2 separate regions of the Homo sapiens genome follow, and region 1 is linked to region 2. A link is a loop called in an ENCODE intact Hi-C map of the cell type or tissue named here. Cell type or tissue: heart right ventricle. All regions are shown on one strand.

Region 1 (8,000 bases), 380 kb before region 2:
AGGCTGAAATAAATCACAGGTGATGACTCTAGGATTCGCATTTCTCACTGGGAGAGGGAGGGATGTTATCACTGTCCACACATTTGATTTAGAGCAAATTAAGGGGATCCTAGCTTGATGGTTACCTGCCAGGTCTCAGACACCAGGTGGTGGTGGTCTTTTCAAAAAGGGGAAAGTGGGCCAGGCACGGTCGCTCATGCCTGTGATCCCAGCACTTTGGGAGGCTGAAGTGGGAGGATCACCTGAGGTCGGCAGTTAGAGACCAGCCTGGCCAACATGGTGAAACCCCATCTCTACTAAAAATACAAAAATTAGCCAGTCGTGGTTGTGGGTACCTGTAATCCCAGCTACTAAGGAGGCTGAGGCAGAAGAATCACTAGAACCTGGGAGGCGGAGGTTGCAGTGAGTGGAGATTGCTCCATTGCGCTCCAGCCTGGGTGAGTGAGACTCCATCTAAAAAAAAAAAAAAAGTTGGGGGGAAAGCGATTTTGAGGGTGAGTATGTGAATATTAGAATAAATACATTAATATATCTTCACTAGATCCTGAAGGTTTTTCTAGTTTAGTATAACCTTTTTTTTTTCGAGACAGAATCTCACTCTGTTGCCCAGGCTGGAGTCCAGTGGCACAATCTCAGCTCACTGCAACCTCCACCTCCTGAGTTCCAGCGATTCTCATGCCTCAGCCTCCCAAGTAGCTGGGATTACAGGCATGAGCCACCACACCCTCCTAACTTTTGTATTCTTTTTTTAGTAGAGATGGAGTTTTGCCATGTTGGCGAGGCTGGTCTTGAACTCCTGACCTCAAGTGATCCGCTCACCTCTGCCTCCCAAAGTGCTGGGATTACGGACGTGAGCCACTGCATCATTTTTTTTTTTTTTAAGCAGGGGTGGGACCAGGTGGAATGGGTGATGGAGGAGAGTGATGGTGACAACTTTCCTGTGATGTTGTCCCTCACATCCTCTCCAATGTCCTACCTCTAGCCGCCACATACCAGCCCTTCATCTGCTTTGCTGCCATTGGTGCAGTGCCCTCACCACTCACTGGTCCTACCAATATCAGCTGCTACCTGGAGACACTCCTAGCAGGGCATCTCCTATCTCTATCTCATCCGTCACCACCACCACTGCCTCCAATTGTAACTTAGAGAGAAGACTCCCCCAGGTCTCAGCTATGTCGTGCCGCTTTATCAGATGCAGGGGCATTTCTTCCTCTTCTGCCTGGGATCAGCATGTTCCTTCCCCTGGAGGAAGACTCCTCCAGGTCTTCTCTCTGCTTTGATAGAGTGACAACTAGAAAATCAAATTCTTTAATCCAGACAGAAGCAGTGAGAGGAAAGAGTTAATTTTTCTTTTCCTCTGCCCCCATGAGTTGACCCAGATTTCAGAAGTTGCATGTAGAGACATTGCCCCCTCATGGACTATTCTACGAAGAGACAGTGAGGGGTTGAAAGAACACAGTCTTGGGCTATCATCTTGACTGGGCTGCTTGCATGTCCTCCTTTTCTGGCTCTTCTCTTCTGCAAAACGGGGATCAAAACAATGCACCTCACAGGGTGCTAGGATTAAGTGGGCAGTGGGGTGACACAAAGTGGTTATACGTATTTTGGCTTGGAGACTACAGACCATTTGTGTAAGGATTCCTACCATGTAAGTGGCAGAAGGGGATCTTGAATCCTGGTCTTCTGGCTCCATGGAAAAAATCTTTCTGCTGATTAGCCAAGAAAATGAGTTTCATAGCTCTAAATCAGGACTTGGCACACTTTTTCTTTAAAGGGCCAGGTAATAATTATTTTTTGTTTGGTGGACCATACTGTCTCTGTTACAACTACTCCTGTTGTCATAGACAGTGTGTCAATGAGTGGGTGTGGCTGTGTGCCAATTAAACTTTATAAAATTAGACAATGAGTTGAATTTGGCCTGAGGGTCAAGTTTGCCAACTCTGGCACTAAGTCATAGTCCGTACAGAGCTTTGTCATGTTCTAACTGATGTGTTAAATTCAAGAGGCAGAGTGATGATGACAGTGACAAAAACAATAATAACAATACTACATCAGGCACTTGGCAGAGCACTGTTCCAATTATATCACCCCACTTAATCCTCCTACCAATCTTATGAGGGAGATACAATGACCACTTTTTTTATAGGAGAAACCGAGCCTCAGAAAAGTAAGAGTACCAAGATCCCATAGCTCGTAAGTGGCAGAGCTGGTGTTTGTCACAGGTGTGCTCACGTCAAAGCCCCATGCTCTCTCTCCCACACTGCACTGGGCAAGTTGATTGCCCTTGAGGCCCTTCCTGTTCAGAAATAAAGTATGCTACTCTGTCTCCAGAGGAGGTCCACACTCAAGGTCTTGTCTCTAACTTAAACTCCACACATGCATGAATTGCATTGACCCTAATACTTGCATTCCTGCAGTGGACAGGAACTGAGGCCATAGTCTCAATAGCTTAGCCATTGCCCATTGTTTTGTCTCAATGTCATGGGAGCCCCAGGAAACTTCTCTGAAATCCCTGTATATGATCTCTTCCATCAAGAATCCTTGCTCACCCCTAGCATCTCTTATCACTGTCAGTCCCCTCTGCCTTATTTCTTCCCCGATGACATGAAACCAAAGCCCACCCTGGTCTATGCACTCACCAGTTTCAAGGGATTCCAGGGAAGCCTCCATAGCCATCAAGGGCCCCAGATGATGATGTTTGGATCTTGGGAGGTGAGTTATCATTGTTTCAGGGAGAAAATTATGTCCAACTCCATGAAGAAGCACTTGGCCCTGAAGCATCATGGAGCTGTAACCTTTAGAAACTGCACATAATTAAAATACTTTCAGATCTGATATATTTGAGTTGGATATTAAAGCAAATAGAGTTATCCTCTGCTATGTGAATGATATCATGAGCAGCTTTAGTCTAGGATTGGTTGGCGCCTTGGATAAATCAGTGGGATTTTAGCTGGTGACTGGCCTGTGACTCCAAAGAAAAGTTTAATGATCTAAGTTTTATTAGTTTCAGTTACCTTTAGGCCCAATGAATTTGCTAGTTGATTTGAATGCAACACCTCTGCTGAGTTCTCACTCAGTCTGTCATGTCCCTGGGCTGGAAGCTTAAGGGCAGTTTGGAACTTCCAGTTCCTTTGTGGTATTTCTGAGGATGAGCTCTTGGGTTCAAACCTGAGCTTTAGCACCTAAAAGGGAATTATGGAGACTAAGTGAAATAATACAACTAAATCACATAATCTAGGTCCCACTGGGTAATAGGTGCTTAATAAAAGTTAGCTATTATTTTTAATAATATTATGTGCTCAGAGGTCTTTATCTCCATGGAAACATTTAGGGTAGAGTAGCTCCTTATTTATCCAACAGGGTTTAGCGATTCAAAGACTGCAATAAACTATTTCTTGTGGTCCTTTTCAACTCTAGACTGGCATGGCTTTTAAGATAATTTTTACATTTATCTCAGAAGGGGACATGGTATGGAGCTGGATAGAAGGCTTTAATTTTATAGGAAACTGGGTTCAACTCTAGAGTTCATGATATTTGGTGAACTTTAGCTATATGACTTTGAACAATTTAGTTATCCTTACTTTCCTTATCTGTAAACTATGGATACAAACTCATAAGATTGTGTGGATTAAATGAAGACATAGCTGCAAGATACATACGGTAAATATGTCTGAGCATTGCTCTCATGCTCAGAATACTCTGTGTGCATTATCCCACTTAGTCTTCAAACAACACAATGAGGTACAGTGGGCACTGATATTTACTCACAGTTTTTGCCTGAGAACACTGAAGCTCATGGGGTTGTCACTTGCCCAAAGACACACAGCAGGTCACATCCCACATCTACCTCAATTTGCCATCTGTGAAACAGTTATAATGTGTACTTTCTTCCCTACCACACAGAGTATTTTGAGGATAAATAAGTTCAGATTTGCTCTGAGTCTGATAAAGTTATCTCTACGATCTCTCAGGGCCATGTAAGTTTCTCATTAATCGGAAAAACACCAGGTTCAGCCAGGACTTGACTATCGGTCCATTCATTTGTTCATTCATTCATTTGTCCATTAAACACACATTTAATATTCTTAGAGCAGATCCTGAGCTCAACACTTGGGGATACAGTGACAGATGAGACCCAGGCCCAAACCCCAAAAGCTCCCAGCCTAGTATCGTTTGTCCCCATAGCAGATAAATCGCAAAGAATAATTTTTTAAAACTGGCTTTGCCTTCTTCCCATGGCTACCTTTTTATCCTCCCCTGCTTGGGTTTGGGAATGCAAATCCCATGAAAATTTCTTCAGGAACTGTCCTCTAAGATCAGTCTATGCCACAGCAGATATTCCAGTGCTACAAGTTGGTAGGTTTGGGACAAAACCCTTCTTTATGGCCAAGGAAGTAAAAATACTCTGTTGGCTTCTGAAAAATAATACAGGCTGTGGGGCCAATGAGTACACCCCCTTTGCTTTTCCCAGGGACATGGAGGAGTGATGGGATGTGGATTTTTTATGAGGGGCTGTGGGTGGGATCATGATAGCTCCGGTGGGAAAGGCCTGTGCTGGGAGAATGACCTTGGGAAGGAATGGTCTTGTCAGGGTTAGAGCTGTAGCATTGGACCTGGGTAGGGGTTGGGGTGATGGAGCATTGATGCAGGGATAGGGAGGCGGGGAGGCCCTCCCTGTTTTTTCCAGTTACAGCCTGGCAGGCTATTTTCCCCTCGACCGCCAGAGGGAGCTCTTAAATGCATACTGCCCAGCACAGCGTCCTGCTGCTTCCATTCTAACGCACATCGGGGCTCCCATTGCCTTAAAACAACCCCAACGTTGGTACGGTTTCATTTTCCTCATGGACTCTTATTTCTTGGCTCATTTACTTTCTGATTTCCCCCTGTAGACTCTAAACTCGGGAAACATGGTTATCTCGTTCACCGTATCCCCTTGAAACCATGCCTGGAACAAGATAGGTGCTGTGTCAGTTTCCCATGGCTGCTGTGACAAACGGCCACCAACTCAGCGGCTGAAAACAACACAGATTTATTATCTTACAGTTCTGGAGGTCAGAAGTCCGAAATGGATGCCAATGGGATTAAGATCAGGGTGTCGGCAGAGCTGGTTCCTTCTGGAAGCTCTAGGGGAGAATCCATTCTCGCCTTTTCTAGTTATGTGCCTTGGCTGCTGTCCCCCCTCCTCCTTCAAAACCAGCAGTTGCATCCCTCTGACCTCGGCTTTCATTGTCATGTCCACTTCTCTGACCTCTGACTCTCACCCTCCTCCCTCCATCTTATAAGGGCCCTATGGTGACATTAGTTCCACCCGCGTAATCCAGGGTAACTTCTCCATCTCAAGATCCTTAACTTGATCACGTCTTCAGCATCTCTTTTTGCCAGATAAGATAACATACTCCCAGGTTCCAGGGATCAGGACGTGGGCATCTTTTGGGTGGGAGAGGAGCATTATGCTATTACATCACTTCCCAGGCCTCCTTGGTCCTTCCCAGACAGAGGTAGGTAGGAGGCCTTGGCAGTATAGGATGGGTTGAGCAGGGTGTTGGAGGGAACTCTGGACTAAAAGCATCCAGTTTGTTTCTGTCTGCAGTTTAAATCCCAACTCAGTCACTTATCAGCTCTAGACAATTGCATATTGCTTCTAAGCCTCAATATTCCCATCTGTGAAAGGGAGATGAAATTCACTTCCATTAATTGAGCCACAGCTCAATTAAAAATCCCTGTTCTGGCATTTACTTGCATTTACCTTGGGCAGTCGGGATAACTTTTTAATTTCCTTGTTGAAATGGCACTAATGATCATGGCTGATACGCTATGTGTGTGTATACTCTGTAGTGTTTGTATTAATGGGATAATATATGTCAAGGGTCTGTCTGTTTGACAGTAGTGCTTGGCACACGGTAACACAGCAGACAGCAGATTTACTATATTTTTCTTTCTTTCTTTCTTTCTTTCTTTCTTTTTCTTTCTTTTTTCTTTTCTTTCTTTCTTCTTCTTTTTTTTTTTTTCGGAGTTTGGCTCTTGTTGCCCAGGCTGGAGTGCAATGGCGCGACCTTGGCTCACTGCAACCTCTGCCTCCCAGGTTCAAGTGATTCTCCTGCCTCAGCATCCCGAGTAGCTGGGATTACCGGTGCCCGCCATATACAAAAATAATTTTTTGTATTTTTAGTAGAGACAGGGTTTCACCATGTTGGCCAAGCTGGTCTCGAACTCCTGACCTCAGGTGATCCACCTGCCTTGGCCTCCCAAAGTATTGTGATTACAGGTGTGAGTCACCGCACCCGGCCCTATTTTTCTTATTTCTTATTTTCTTCTTTCTTCTCCTCCTCTTCCTTTCCTTTATCGTCACCCATTTTTACCTGTGTCTCTGTGTATATCCTCACGTATTTTTCCCATGCCTAGCTCATCCGTCAGGGAGCTTTCAAATTCACCAGGTCAGAGCCTGATTTTTCATCAAGAAGCTGTGTGTGGTGTGGATGCTTTGTTAATGTTGGTTCCTGCTGTTGGGCCTTCTGTTTGTCCCTCTGACTGCTAAGGTGATTCCAAAGACCAGGGTTCCTGGCTTTTCCCTCTTCTGTGCAAAGCCCCTTCTGGGCAGATGCATTTCTCAGAAGACATCAACAGCAAGACCTGTGCAAGGGGAGAAGAATCCTCCCTCCTTCCACCTCTTTCTCTTTCTATGCACTAGAAATGAAAATATCTACGGAGAAATGTCTATTATTCTACTCCTGAGACCATAGGCACCAGGGATGCACAAAATTCTGCCTCTGTGTCTGCATGACTTGTTATCAGAAAATTAGAGTAGAAAAGAAGCTTTTGTTCAGCTATGGAGACATCTTAATAGGTGCTTTGATTGTTAAGCAGAAGTTTCTGTATCGGTTTAATTGCTGTAAATGTCGTTTGCCTTCTCTGTTATGATAAGGCCTGGATTTTCATATATTTTTTCCCCTTCCCTTTCAACAGTTTTCCATTGCTTTAAGGCTTGCATTGGCAAGTTTAATAAAATCCAAACGAAGAAAGCAAAGAGAGGATCTCAAAGTTCAAATCTTCTTGCCCACGTAGGAAGCTGTGTGGAGGTTATTATTGCTTGAGACTAATGATGCTGCAGCCACTTAATGCAATTGACAGAATTCACCCCTTCAACCAGATATTGGGAAATGAGACCAAACTACTAAACTTAATTACATCTATTTTTTGAAGGGAGCTGTAATTGAGAATAACTGAATAACTAGGCTATGAACCTAATAGTGAGATGTGCTTATAATAAAAGAGGATTTGTTCTCTGCTGAGTTGAGCCTCAGAAGCACCATCTGGGGGATTTTTGATGGAGAGGTGGTGATAATAAGGGAGGGAGTTGGCTAGACAAGCAGAGAAGCATCTAGATCAGGAATTCTCTACCTTGATGCTATTGACATTTTGGGATGTTTAATTCTTTATTATGGGAGTCTGCCCTGTGCATTATAAGATGTTAAACAGTATCCCTGCTCTCTCCCCACCAGATGCTGGTAACACACACACACGCACACACACACACAGACACACACAGTGTGACAACCAAAAATGTCCCCAGACATTGCCAGATATCCCCTAGGGGGAAGAGCACTCCTCTGGTTGAGAACGGGGGTGCGGGGGCTCCTGGAAGACTTTCAAACAATTGCAGAGTTATTCATTGAGAATCTGCAGGTGCCTGGCTGTGTGGCCTTTAGCAAGTCACTGCACTTCTCTGAGCTCCTTTTGTTTTCCTTTGCACAACGGGAATAATGATAGCCTGACCACACAGAGGGATAGCTTCCAGGTATAAAATGCATAGCATAATCCCTAGCACCTACTGAGTAATCAATAAACTTGATGTTTCTATTATAATAATCTTGGATTCAGCAAACATGTATTAAGTACTTTGCTTCAGGCACGATGCTTTGAGGTGGTGATGGAAAGATGAGATGTGGTTCCTGCTCTTGCAGAGGTGGAAAATGTATGTGGACCTGTTGGTACAATCTTAT
Region 2 (8,000 bases):
TGATGGCACCACTGCACCCCAGCCTAGGCAACAGAGCAAGACCCTATCTCAAGAGAAAAAAAAAGGCCGGGCGCGATGGCTCACCCCTGTAATCCCAGCACTTCGGGAGGCTGAGGCCGGTGGATCATGAGGTCAGGAGATCAAGACCATCCTGGCTAACACGGTGAAACCCCATCTCTACTAAAAATACAAAAAATTAGCCGAGCGTCGTGGCAGGTGCCTGTAGTCCCAGCTACTCGGGAGCCTGAGGCAGGAGAATGGCATGAACCTGGGAGGTGGAGCTTGCAGTGAGCCAAGATCCCGCCACTGCACTCCAGCCTGGGTGACAGAACAAGACTCCGTCTCAAAAAAAAAAAAAAAATCCCTTTTGACGGGCCCAGTGGCTCACACCTGTAATCCCAGCACCTTGGAAGGCAAAGATGGGTGGATCACTTGAGCCTAGGTGTTCAAGACCAGCCTGGGCAACATGGCAAAACCCTGTCTCTACTAAAAACACAAAAGTTAGCCAGGTGTGGTAGCATGTGCCTATAATCCCAGCTACTCAGGAGGCTGAGACACAGGAATCGCTTGAACCTAGGAGGCAGAGGTTGCAGCCAGCCGAGATCACGTCACTGCACTTCAGCCTGGGCGACACAGTGAGACTCTCAGTCTCAAAAAAAAAAAAAAAAAAAAAAAAGTCCTTTTAAATGTTTCTCTTCCTGGCCAGTTGTACTTGTGAGCATTCATTCATTCATTCATTCTTTCAAAACAAGCCCCTGCTAGGTGCCAGGTCCTGTCCAAGACACTAAGGCTACAGAATAAATGAAAGAGACGGGCCGGGTGCAGTGGCTCACGCCTGCAATCCCAGCACTTTGGGAGGCTGAGGCGGGCAGATCACCTGAGGTCAGGAGTTTGAGACCAGCCTGGCCAACATGGTGAAACTCCATCTCTACTAAAAATACAAAAATTAGCCGGGCGTGGTGGCAGGCACCTGTAATCCCAGCTACTTGGGAGGCTAAAGCAGGAGAATCGCTTGAACCCTGCTGGGATTGCAGTGAGCTGGGATCGTGCCACTGCACTCCAGCCTGGGTGACAGAGCGAAACTCCGTCTCAAAAAAAAAAAAAAAAGAAAGAGACAAAGCCCCTGAGCCCAGAGCATGGGTGATTTTCTCTGGGGCACTCAGAGGAAACAGCAGCCTTGCCCTTGGGGCACTAACTGCCCCCCAACTTCTCTTTCCACAGGGTTTTCAGCTCCTAACTGGACCCTCTTGCCCAGCCGGCTGCAAGTTTTGTAAGCGCGGACAGACACTGCTGAACCTTTCCTCTGGGACCCCCTGTGGCCCTCGCTCTGCCTCCTGTCCTTGTCGCTGTGCCCTGGTTTCCCTCCTCGGGCTTCTCGCCCCTCAGTGGTTTCCTCGGCCCTCCTGGGTTTACTCCTTGAGTTTTCCTGCTGCGATGCAATGCTTTTCTAATCTGCAGTGGCTCTTACAAAACTCTGTTCCCACTCCCTCTCTTGCCGACAAGGGCAACTCACGGGTGCATGAAACCACTGGAACATGGCCGTCGCTGTGGGGGTTTTTTTCTCTGGGGTTCCCCTGGAAAGGCTGCAGGAACTAGGCACAAGCTCTCTGAGCCAGTCCCTCAGCCACTGAAGTCCCCCTTTCTCCTTTTTTATGATGACATTTTGGTTGTGCGTGCCTGTGTGTGTGTGTGTGTGTGTGTGTGTGTGTGTGATGGGCCAGGTCTCTGTCCGTCCTCTTCCCTGCACAAGTGTGTCGATCTTAGATTGCCACTGCTTTCATTGAAGACCCTCAATGCCAAGAAACGTGTCCCTGGCCCATATTAATCCCTCGTGTGTCCATAATTAGGGTCCACGCCCATGTACCTGAAACATTTGGAAGCCCCATAATTGTTCTAGTTAGAAAGGGTTCAGGGCATGGGGAGAGGAGTGGGAAATTGATTAAAGGGGCTGTCTCCCAATGAAAGAGGCATTCCCAGAATTTGCTGCATTTAGATTTTGATACCAGTGAGCAGAGCCCTCATGTGACATGAACCCATCCAATGGATTGTGCAAATCCCCTCCCCAAACCCACCCATACCAGCTAGAATCACTTGACTTTGCCACATCCATTGACTGACCCCCTCCTCCAGCAATAGCATCCAAGGGGCCTGGAAGTTATGTTGTTCAAAGAAGCCTGGTGGCAATAAGGATCTTCCCACTTTGCCACTGGATGACTTTGGATGGGTCACTTGTCCTCAGTTTTTCCTAGTCATAATGTCATACGAACCTAAAGAATATGAATGGATTAAATGTTAAAGCTTTGGTGCCTGGAAACAATATCAAGTAACAATATGATTATTATTTTTTTATTCCCCCAAAGCGGGCTTGCTGCTTCACCCTTGGGGATGAAATAATGGAAGCTGGTTAAAGTGGATGAGGTTGGAAAGAGTTGCCATAATGAGGTCCCACGTGGCTTCTTCGATAGGAGCCACAACTTGGGGTGGGAAGAACTTGTCCCTCAGGCTTGTTGCCCTCTGCAGTTGATCTCCAAAGTTTTAAACCTGTTAAATTAATTTTGACAAATAAGTTACCCTCAACTCAGATCAAAAATGGGCAGCCAAGTCTTCGGTAGGAATTGGAGCCGGTGTAATTCCTCCCTAAGAGGCAACCTGTTGAATTTACTCTCTCAGAGTAAATGGTGGGAAGGGATCCCTTTGTATACTTTTTTAAATACTACAAATTAGTGTCAGGCAGTTCCCAGAAAGAGACAAGAAATCCTAGTGGCCTCCCAGACTGCAGGGTCCCCAAGGATGGAAAGGGAATGTTCTGCTGGTTCTACCCTGTTTGTTGTGTCTTGCTATACAGAAAAACCACATTTCTTTTATATACTGTACGTGGGCATATCTTGTTGTTCAGTTTGGGTGTCTGCTAAAGAGGAAGTGCACTGGCCCTCTTTGAAAGGGCTTTACAGTGGGGGCACCAAGACCCCAAAGGGCCCAGGCCAGGAGACTGTTAAAGTGAAAAGGCAATCTATGACTCACCTTGCTCTGCCATCCCTGGCAGCCCCCACCGGTGTCCTGTTCCTGCCACATGGAGCTTGACTTCATGCCAGCTATAATCTCCCCTGCCTTCCTTTAATCCCAATTTCCCCTGCTCACTCTTCCACAGATATAAAGAACAAACACTTAGCATCCCACACTCACCCCTTCTAATCCTGAAGGGAAGCCCATTCTAAACTCCTTTCCTGCAAACCCATTTCCAGCTCCTAGTAGCTTTCCTCCCAAAGGCTTTCTTTCCAATCCTTTATAGCTTTGGAGACGCCTCCCCAATTCCCCAGGGAAGGAAACTGTTGTGTCCAATCCCCATTAAAGACAAATTGATCAGTGCTTCCCACTCCAAGTCAAGCTTTATGCAGGAATGCTTTTCCATCAGGGAATAAATACTTAGAAGCGCTTACAAGGTGCCAGGCACCTCCTTTCTGCATGTGCCTGCCTTTCTAGTAGCAGACAGATGGAAACATTGTCTCATTTTGTCAAGGAGTCCAAAGAAATGATTATAAAACCAGGATTCATCCTTCTTCTCCAGAAAGATTTTTTTTTAAGTAAACACCTTTCAATCCCCAACACAAGCTGCTTCACAACTCCAGGCTAGAAGGCAGGAGAGCGATCTGATGTGTTTCTTTCATTTGCCAGAATTCCTGATACCAAAAGCCTCTCTCTCTGTTGAGTAACCTCTCAAGGACCAGAGTGGAGTCCAGATTGTTAGGCTCAGATCAAGGGTGGGGAAATACTGCCCTCTCGTGGTGGCTTTTCATCCAGGCCTCGTAGCCAACCGTTTAAGTGCAAAATAGAATTAAGCAATGGGTAAGCAAAATAGGGTTGACAAGATATTTGGGGGTTATTCGGGTTATGGCCCATTTATTTCCCTCTTCCCCCTGAATTGACCAGTAGCAGCTCCAGCCCCATTTCACAAAAGTGAGTTTGGCCAGGAGGAATGAGACGTCTCCTGAAATAGGAACACCGGAACATCATGCTCACCTGCCATCACTATGCATCCAGTTCCCACAGCTTGTGTCGTGAAAGAGCAGAGAGATGATGTTAAACTCCTTGGGAGGAGAGAGGGCTTCTTTTGGTTTCCCTGGAGTGAGACAGCCAGGTGTCTTTCTTTTGCGGGGGGACACTTCAGACCCATCAATATGGAATTTTGGGAGCCGACCTGAGTGCAAATCCTAATTCTGCCCCTGTTGGTGCAGATGGCTGTGGGCGGCTCACTTGACCTTTTAGAGTCTGCATACCCACCTGTATAACAAGGTGGATTGAATGAGACAATGCCCACGAAATGCCCAGTTACAGTACCTGGTTCAAAACTTACTGCATTTTAATTTTTCACTTAACTTATAACATGTCTTGCTTCTCCAGTGTGTGGAAGGCACCGGGCAGTTTGCAGAGATAAGCAAAACACAGTTCCTCTCGTGCAGAAGGTTAGAATCTATTTTTTTTTTTGACAGAGTCTTGCTCTGTCACCCAGGCTGGCGTACAGTGGTACGATCTCAGCTCACTGCATCCTCTGCCTCCCCCAGTTCAAGTGATTCTTCTGCCTCGGCCTCCTGAGTAACTGGGACTACAGGCGCCTACCACCACGCCCAGCTAAGTTTTGTATTTTTAGTAGAGTCAGGGTTTCACCATGTTGGCCAGGCTGGTCTTGAATTCCTGACCTCAAATGATCCACGCACCTCAGCCTCCCAAAGTGCTGGATTACAGGCATGAGCCACCACGCCCAGCCAAAGGTTATAATCTGATGGAGAGAGACACCCGTCTTGGAACTGACATAAATTTCTGGGGTTTGAGAAATGGGCGGGATTTCACTGGTAGCTTCTGGAAGGTAAGAGTTGTCCAGGAATTGGGAAGAGTGAGAGGAAAGGCACGGACAGGGAGCATGTAAGATAAATTGAGGCTGGCTTTGGAAGGCTGAGGAGGGTGAGAAAAGGTGGGCTGGGACCAGACCGTGGGGAGAGGTGAGTGGCATTACAAGAAATTTAGGCTTTATTCAGAAGGCAACAGGGAGTCCCTAAGAATGTTTTTCAAAAAGGGACATTAAGGCGATTGGAGTTATACTTGGAAAAGAAAGTTCTGGCCACAGTACAGAGCATGGCCCGTTGAGCTGTTGGGGGGGTTATTGCTGCAACCAAGGCTTGAGTGAGGGAAGAGGCGGATGTAGTGATAAAGAGACTCCAGGAACTGAATCAGCGTACCTGGCACCCCATCCATTGTAGAGGGTGAGAATAAAGGAGAAATTAAAGCATCTTGCAGGCTGGGCGCGGTAGCTCATGTCTGTAATCCCAGCACTTTGGGAGGCCGAGGTGGGTGTATCAGTTGAGGTCAGGAGTTGGAGACCAGTCAGCCAGTTAGTAGAAACCCTGACTCTACTAAGAAAATACAAAAATTAGCTGGGCATGGTGGCATGCGCCTGTAGTCTCAGCTACCTGGGAGGCTGAGGAAGGAGGATCGCTTGAGCCCAGGAGGTGGAGGCTGCAGTGAGCCAAGATTGTACCACTGCACTCCAGCCTGGGTGACAGAGCAAGACTCTTATCTCAAAAAAAATAAAATAAAATAAAATAAAATAAAACATCTTGCCCCTAGCTGAGAGAGAGGTCTCTGAAGAGCAGGCTCAGGGAAAAGATGAGTTTTCAGAGCTGATGTGATAGTCAGCTTCTCTGGAGTCAACAGGGTGAATCCTTCCCAAGTCCAGCCATGCCCAGATGCCCGGAGGGAAAACTGACCCCCAGCCAGTAGACATTGGCTAAGAACACAGAATCTTCTGACCAAACACGCTTTCAGCAGCTGCCTGCTCTGGACTTTGAAAGAGGTCAGGTCTTGCCCTAAGCTCAAAACAAGTGAGAGGTGTCCTGACCTAGCTCATAGGGCAAATGGTCCTAATAGGATGGGCAATCCAGATGCCTGAGCCCCTTCACTCCGACAGCACCAGCGCCTAATGCAGCCTTTTCATTCTTGCCATTAGGAAATCTGTGGACTTCTAGCCTGTGTTTTAAACCAGCCATGTTTCCTTGTATATTTCCCTACCCGCTGCCCCACATACCCAGCATGCCGCTGTGGCCACCATGTCCTCAAAGCCTTCTGTCTGTATCAGGAATGTAGTCTGAGACTGCCAGGAAGCAACAAGGAGAGAGAAACACTAACTAGTCTTCCTTTATAACCCATTCATACTCTCTGGCTGTCCCCAACCTTCATAGTCTCCTGCATCCAAATGTCCTCTTTGGCTCAAAAAGTAGGCCAGGCATGGTGGTTCATGCCTGTAATAGCACTTTGGGAGACTGAGGTGGGAGGATCACTTGGGGCCAGGAGTTTGAGACCAGCTTGGGCAACACAGCGCAATCTCGTCTCTACTAAAAAAAAAAAAAAAAAAAAATTAGCTGGGCATGATGGCATGCTCCTGTGGTCCCAGCTACTTGGGAGGCTGAGGCAGGAGGATCACTTGGTCCCAGGAGTTTGAGGCGACAGTGAGCTAGGATCGCACCACTGCACTCCAGCCTGAGTGACAGAGCAAGACCCTGTCTCTAAAAAAAATTAAAATGAAAGACCAGGTGCTGGGATTAAGGAAACACAGGTCTGAGGGTCTGAGGGAAGGGGCCTGCCTCCCAGGGAGTCAACATAGATGTTCCCCATGAACAGGGATTTGACTTTGGAGGCCAACCTGGCCTGGCCTCTGCCCTTTATCTCACACTCCCTATCCTTGGCCCACTGCCAGTCCCTGCCTTGTGGCAAAGGGGCCCCAAAAGAAAAGCTGCCCTTCCCCAAATGTAAGGACCCAGGTACACTTTCACCCGTGGAAAGCAGTGTCTGTCGAGAGTCTGTTTCCTATTAATACTTATCAAAGCCATGTGCGAGGGAGGTGGTCAGCTGTCAATATGCCTTAGTATGTTTATATGAGTTTGTTTTGTTCTAAAATACCCAAACAGTTCTGGTCAAGCGGGGCTATGCCCGTCTGGCCCAAAACACAGTCCGTTATTAACGAGATGGCCCTGGCAGGCGGGAACAAATCTGCCTCCATGCACTGCTTCCTGTAGTCTTTTAGAAAGTAACTCCAGGACATCGAAGTGCCCAGATTTGACTCCTAAGTTCTAGGAGACTGTAGCGCAGGGTCTGTCAACCTTAGCACTATTGGCATTTGGGGCTGGGTAATTCTTTCTTGTGGGGGCCGTCTTGGGTACTGTAGGAAGCTGAGCAGCATTCCTGGCCTCCATCCACAAGATACCTGTAGCAGTGTCCTGCCAACGGTAACAATCAAGTATGTCATCAGACATTGCCCAATGTCCCCAGGGGGCAACACCCCTCTCTTGGACTTCAGGGTCAAGAGAATCTCTGCTGGCTACCCCAGGACTTCTCATTATAGATTTCCTGGAGCACGCAGCAGAAACTTTGCCTAGCCCAGTGGTTGTTTCCATTATCTGCTGCCAAAGTGGGATTTGAGGGTGTCCGGGGGAGGGGGCATGGGGAGGGCAGTATGCTTTCAAAAACCCCTCCCAGGCCAGGCGTGGTGGCTCATGCCTGTAATCACAGGACTTTGGGAGGCCGAGGCTGGCAGATCACTTGAGGCTGGGAGTTAGAGACCAACCTGGCTAACATGGCAAAACCTCGTCTCTACTAAAAATACAAAAATCAGCCCGGCGTGGTGGCGGGCATCTGTAATCCCATCTACTCGGGAGGCTGAGGCAGGAGAATTACTTGAACCCAGGAGGCAGAGGCTGCAGTGAGCCGAGATGGCACCACTGCACTCCAGCTTGTTGACAGAATGAGACCCTGTGGAAAAAAAAAAAAAAGCCCTCCCATGCCAGAACAGAGGATGGCAGTCTGTTTCAATAAGACACTGTGTCCTTGGTGTTGGTTCTGATTAAGACTCACTGAGATCCAGTGCTCTTGAGCTGGGTCTCAGTCCCCTCCCATGTCCTGTGCTCTGCCGCCACTGTTTTCATTGTTGTGTTCTCGTTGTGATTGTTAAGACT

The links. Hi-C counts contacts between places; a loop is a spot of excess contacts. Peaks named below come from ENCODE experiments on the same cell type or tissue, not always from the same donor. Only the 100,000 strongest peaks of a DNase experiment are listed, where the experiment ranks them.
Region 1: a loop joins it to region 2, with 6 times the contacts of the local background. A loop is called at or near these places in 36 of 110 quality-filtered maps.

Annotation. Positions count from the first base shown.
Region 1 is chr12:117,584,592-117,592,591 of GRCh38, reverse strand. All of the region lies in intron 5 of KSR2 (kinase suppressor of ras 2), which reads left to right. Among named protein-coding and RNA genes, the nearest start is that of NOS1, 230 kb to the right of the region's middle. In heart right ventricle, a CTCF peak has its summit at 4,713 (motif pointing right); a DNase peak (open chromatin) is centred at 4,721; H3K27me3 peaks cover 3,612 bases.
Region 2 is chr12:117,208,546-117,216,545 of GRCh38, reverse strand. It overlaps NOS1 (nitric oxide synthase 1), which reads left to right. Exons shown (of 29, transcript NM_000620.5): 29 at 1,222-8,000. The coding sequence ends at 1,237. Among named protein-coding and RNA genes, the nearest start is that of FBXO21, 22 kb to the right of the region's middle. In heart right ventricle, a CTCF peak has its summit at 3,782 (motif pointing left); a DNase peak (open chromatin) is centred at 3,775; H3K27me3 peaks cover 3,138 bases.